2 separate regions of the Homo sapiens genome follow, and region 2 is linked to region 1. A link is an interaction called in ENCODE POLR2A ChIA-PET data of the cell type or tissue named here. Cell type or tissue: MCF 10A. All regions are shown on one strand. Links, peaks and the distances in the headings refer to the core of each region. The heading gives the core; the rest is flanking DNA. Region 1 overlaps PRPF39 (pre-mRNA processing factor 39). Region 2 overlaps MIS18BP1 (MIS18 binding protein 1).

What was found. ChIA-PET counts read pairs that join two places held together with the same protein. Peaks named below come from ENCODE experiments on the same cell type or tissue, not always from the same donor. Only the 100,000 strongest peaks of a DNase experiment are listed, where the experiment ranks them.
Region 2: POLR2A ChIA-PET joins it to region 1 with 5 read pairs; 2 of 35 experiments call an interaction of 5 or more read pairs at or near these places.

What each region holds. Positions count from the first base shown.
Region 1 is chr14:45,088,676-45,091,600 of GRCh38, reverse strand. The region is part of intron 1 of PRPF39 (pre-mRNA processing factor 39); the gene reads right to left. Among named protein-coding and RNA genes, the nearest start is that of PRPF39, 6.0 kb to the right of the region's middle. In MCF 10A, for the core only: no CTCF peak of the experiment used is centred there; a DNase peak (open chromatin) is centred at 1,560.
Region 2 is chr14:45,221,444-45,224,368 of GRCh38, reverse strand. MIS18BP1 (MIS18 binding protein 1) reads left to right here. Exons shown (of 17, transcript NM_018353.5): 11 at 1-451. Among named protein-coding and RNA genes, the nearest start is that of MIS18BP1, 30 kb to the left of the region's middle. RefSeq lists an enhancer at 1,430-1,479. In MCF 10A, for the core only: no CTCF peak of the experiment used is centred there; no DNase peak of the experiment used is centred there.

The sequences.
Region 1 (2,925 bases), core at 146-2,645:
CTAAGAAAGCCAGATCTCTGCAAAATTGTAAAATATTATTATAAGTTTGTCATATTAGTTTTGCATTCGGGGTCATGTGTCTATGTGTGACCCTTTAAAATTGTCACACGGATACAAAACCCAGATTCTAAAACATTTCCATCATTTCAAAATGTAGCATGGCCAGGAAAGGTGGCTCACACCTATATCCCAACACTTCGGGAAGCCAAGGTGGGTGGATCGCTTGAAGCCAGATGTTCCAGACCAGCCTGGGGAACAAAGTGAGATTCCATCACTACAAAAAAATCTAAAAATTAGCTGGGCACAGTGGTGTGTGCCTATAGTCCTAGCTACTGAGGAGGCTGGGGTGGGAGAATCACTTGATCATCCAGTAGTTCAAGGCTGCAGTGAACTACGATCACACTACTGCACTCCAGCCTGGGAGACAGAGCAAGATTCTATTAAAAACAAGGAAAAAAGAAAAAGAAAGAACAAATAGTATGAAACCATTTTTTTCCTAAGCCTGGGAGACAGAGCAAGATTCTATTAAAAACAAGGAAAAAGAAAAAGAAAGAACAAATAGTATGAAACTATTTTTTTCCTAAGAAAGAATAAATTTTAAATGTTAAAAGACCTTCTGAGTCTGAATGCCATTGAAAGAATTAGCTATAACCAGGTAAATCTAGGGAATACACAAAAATTTGAAAGGAAAAAATGGGACATGTGGGGATGGGGGAAGGGGACAAAAAATTTTCAATGCCTGATGGATGTCCAGCACTGTATTACATTCCTCGTAGTGACATATAAGTGTAAGATAAGGTCCTTACTCACTAATGTCTATTAACCAGGTAGAGAAAGAGCTAACACACAACACATACACACACACACAAACACATACACACACACATTTGGAGATAAGCTCTCAAATGAAACAAAGTGAAAGATTATTGAAAAAATCATTTGAAAACAATAGCAATCTATAGATGAAAACATGAAATATAATTAACTTTGAAAAATTATGGAATAATAGAAAAAGAATGGTAAACTATTCTAGAATGTGGAACAACCCATTAAACAACTCTCCTTGACAGCAGACAAGAAGGTAGAAATGATGACTGAAAAGATAAGAGAGACACAGAATGACCAGAATGAAGAGGTTGGTATTGAGAAGTAGAAGGGTAAAAGCAAAGTAGCATGGAGCCATATTATGGACAAAAGAATTTGAGAAAAAATTACAGAAAAAGCAAATCTAGCCAATGCATAATAAAAGAGAGTCCAAAGTAGTAGACTACCAGAAAAAATAAGTTCCCTTCTAGTTCAATGTATGATTAATGTCATCAACTTTTCCAAGTTTAATCACTTCAGGCCCTAGGAAAAGGCAAAGTAACTTGTAAATTTATTTTGTTCTTTTTCCCTCTTCCTTTAAAGAAAAAGATACGTTTGAAGATTAATTTTCCAAATGCAAATTAGTCACTAGTTTGTGGTTTTGTATTTCAGAGCTCAGTCTAAAAACAAAATACAAAAAAGACTGTAGGCTGATACATTCTGAGTCATTAACTAGCTACCCTATTCTAATTTCACACTTAGGTGAGACATAAGGGTTTCTTCTGGAATCAGCAAATTTACCACACCCCTGCATCTTCAGAGCCTGTCAATTACTCCACACCCTGCAATCACAGTGTTGTAAAAAGATTTAAGAACATCAACCTTATGCTTATAGAGATCATTTTGATGATTACTTCACAAATCACAGAGTCAAAAGAATACACTAAAGTTATTTTTTAATGAGTTACTCCAACATATTATTTATATGTCAATTATTATCAGTTTATTCTTAACAACAACCAATAATTTTCAACTAGCAACATAAAATGGGAAAGGGTACAGAATAGCTATCAAAAGAAAGAAATAAAACGGGCCAGGCATAGTGGCTCCTGTCTGTAATCTCAGCACTTTGGGAGGCCAAGTAGGCCGATCACCCATGAGTTCCAGACCAGCCCAGGCAACATAGCAAAAACCATTCTCTACAAAAAAATACAAAAATTAGCCGGAGGCTGAAGTGGGAGTCAAGGCTGCAGTGAGTCGTGATCGTGCCACTGCACTCCAGCCTGGGTGACAGAGCCAGACCCTGCCTCAAAAAAAAGAAAGAAATCAAGTGTGATACTGACATAAAAACAGTCAAATAGGCCAATGAAATAAAGAACACAGAAATAAACTCCCTTCTCAAATGGCCCTCAACAAAGTGCTAAGACTGCTCATTGAGGAAGGGATCGTCTCTTCAAATGGTGCTTGGAAAACTGGATATCCACGTGCAAAAGAATGAAGTTGGACCCTGGTCTTATACTACATGTAAAAATTAACTTAAAATGAAGTAAAGACCTAAATGTAAAACCTAAAACTATAAAATTCCTAGAAGAAAACGTAGGGGAAAGCTTAATGATACTGGACTTGGCAGTGAACTCTTGGATAATGCCAAAAGCACAGGCAAACAAAAGCAAAAACAGACAAATAGGACTACATCAAATTTAAAAGCTTTTGTGCATAAAAGGACACAATCAGTGGAGTGAAAAGGCAACCTACAGAATGGGAGAAAATATTTGCATATCATATCTGTAATAAGGGGCTAAGTAATCATCTCTTCACTGTATCAGTAATTTTCAAACTGTAGATTGCTTCACACCAGTTTCTTGAACCTTTCTTCAAATGGAAAATAGAATAGAAAAAAATTTTAGCACAGTGCTTTGCATAGTAAAAGTATATGGTTTTATGACACTTTAATGTAATAATACATATACATGTGTAATTCAACTACTGTGTATCGAGTTGCCTGGCACACAAAGACACTCATTATTTCTGAAGAATGAATGAATGAAAGCATGTCATCTGCACTGCTATAACTTCAATTACTAGCTATTAATGATAATAAGATATGCTATTTATTGAGCA
Region 2 (2,925 bases), core at 97-2,596, 130 kb before region 1:
ACTTTAAGAAAAATACCAGACTATTACCAAAATTGAAGAAAATAGAAAATCAGGTAGCTATGTCATTTTATAAGCATCAGTCCTCACCAGATTTGTCAAGTGAAGAAAGTGAAACAGAAAAGGAAATTAAAAGGAAAGCTGAAGTTAAGAAAACCAAAGCAGGAAACACCAAAGAAGCAGTGGTTCACCTGAGAAAGAGCACAAGAAACACAAGTAATATTCCAGTGATTTTGGAACCTGAAACTGAAGAAAGTGAAAATGAATTTTATATCAAACAAAAGAAAGCTAGACCTTCCGTCAAAGAAACTCTTCAGAAGTCTGGTGTTAGGAAAGAGTTTCCAATTACTGAGGCAGTAGGATCTGATAAGACAAATAGGCATCCCTTAGAATGCTTACCTGGTTTAATTCAGGATAAGGAATGGAATGAGAAGGAGTTACAGAAACTTCATTGGTAAGTAGTTAGATTTCATTCCGAAATATCTACAGAGCAGCCACAAGACAGTTAAAGACATAAAAATAGCAATAAGGGGTTAACATGGAAGATGTCATTAAAAAAAAGGGAGAAATTATAATTTGCACAGGGAATGGAGATAGACTACACATAACTCCTAGTGGTATTTTTGTGGTCATCTCTAATACGAGGAAAGTACGAGGAAAGCCTAAGTATGAGGAAAGTAAAAGTGACCTTTTCATTCCCATGTAATATTTCAAGATAGCCAAATAGTACTCTCTCACGTAGCTTCATATTTTAAGAAATGCATTTTTTTGTTTTTTGTTTTGTTTTGTTTTGATTGAGACGGAGTCTCGCCCTGCTGCCCCGTCTGGAGTGCAATGCCACAATCCCGGTTACTGCAACCTCTGCCTCCCGGGTTCAAGCGATTCTCCTGCCTCAGCCTCCTGAGTAGCTGGGACTACAGGCGCACGCTGCCACGCCTGGCTAATTTTTATATTTTTAGTAGAGATGAGGTTTCACCATGTTGGTCAGGCTGGTCTTGAACTCCTGACCTAATGATCCGCCCACCTTGGCTTCCCAAAGTGCTGGGATTATAGGCATAAGCCACCGTGCCCGGCCTAACAAGTGTTATAAATAGTAAAGTTTGGTGCCCCACAAGTGAGACTCAAGGATACTAGAAACCTAGAAGTGGGCACTGAAGGGTAACAAAGAGAGTTTAAAGAGGAGCTCTCCAGTTCTGGGTTGAGGAGCAGAAAGGGGGACTTCTGACACTCAGAAACAGTAGAGGAAATCCCCAGTGTTTGGTTTGGTTTGTTTTTGTTTTGTTTTGTTTTGTTTTGTTTTGTTTTTGTCTTTTCTCTTAACTCAGTCCCCATGCAATCCTGCAGGGGCTACAGTCACAGCATCAGCTGGGGCTGAGATATATCTAAAACTCTGAGAGATGAGAACCTTCTCTACAATTAGGAATGGTTGCCTCAAAGTAGTGGGGCAAGTACCTGTTGCTTCTGTTCTCTTTCTGTTGTCTGTTGCTTGGTACTGGACAAAAATTCAGTTGTGTGAGGCATACAGCAGAGCAGAGTAATAAAAGCCCCAGCTTTCTGGCCAGAGCACTGACAAGGGAAACTCCAGGGAACCAGAAATCGCGGAAAGAGAGGAAGTAGGAAAAGCAACCCCATAAAGTTGTTTATGAACTTCTATGCCACCCAGGAGTTGTACATATGTGGACATGGTCCTAAAGAGCATATAAAAGACTGAGAACTGAACTAAACAGTAGACCACACCCAGTTTCTAGGCTAGCTACTCAGTGTCCCACACACAGGAAGATCCTAACAGCACTGCAGAGCTTTGAAAAATGAAACTGACATTGAAACAACAATGATAGTAGACTGAACGTATAGCTTGGGATACCACCAGGTTGATGACCTGCTAAAATAAAAATATTAACATTTCACTTGAAGCAGTAAAATATTGATTCTAAGTAGACTGTTGAAGTTAAGTATATTTAATGTCATCCCTAGAGCAACTTCTAAAAAAACTATACAAAGAAATAATTTCAAACATAAATTAAAATACTGGAAAATCAAATAGCCCAAAAGAAGGCAAAGAAGAAGAGAAGTGGAGGATTTTTTTACATGGAACAAGCAGAAAACAAATAATAAAATTATTGACCTAAATCCAACATAATTAAATTAAATGGTCTAAACATACCAATTAAAAGACATATTGTCAGAATGAATTTAAAAACATGATCTAACTATATGCTGTATACAACAAACTCACTTTAAATATAATGATATAGGTAGGTTAAAAGGATAGAAAAATACCGTCTAAACACAAATCAAAAGAAAGCTTGAGTGGCTATATTAATATCTGTCAAAATAGACTTTAGTAGGAAGAAAATAACCAGGAATAAAGAAAGACATTACAAATGATAGAAGGGTCAGTCACCAGGAAGGCATGAAATTCCTAAGTGTGTATGCACCTGACAATAAAACCTCAAAATACATGAGTTAAAAACTGACAAGTGAAAGCAGCGGACTAAACTACAAGGATAGTCAAATCCACAGTTATAGGAAACCACACTGCTCCTCTCTTGGTATTTGATAGAACTGACTGAAAATTAGCAGGGATATAGAACTGAACAACACCATCAGTCATTCGTATGATTCACATTTACAGAACATTCCACCCAATAATAAGAAAAAGAATAGGTTATTTCCAAGGATAGGTTGATCATTCATCAAGATAGATCATAAAACCTCTTAACAGATTTAAAATAGCTGAAATCATACAAAGCATATTCTCTGATGATAATTGAATTAAACTACAAATCAATAAAATAAAGATAGGAAAATTTCCAAGTGGTTGAAAATTAAATAACTTATTAATACGTATAACTAATCTGTGGGTCAAAGAAGAAGACTTAAAGGAAAGTAGAAAATATTCTTTTATTTTATTTTATTTTATTTATT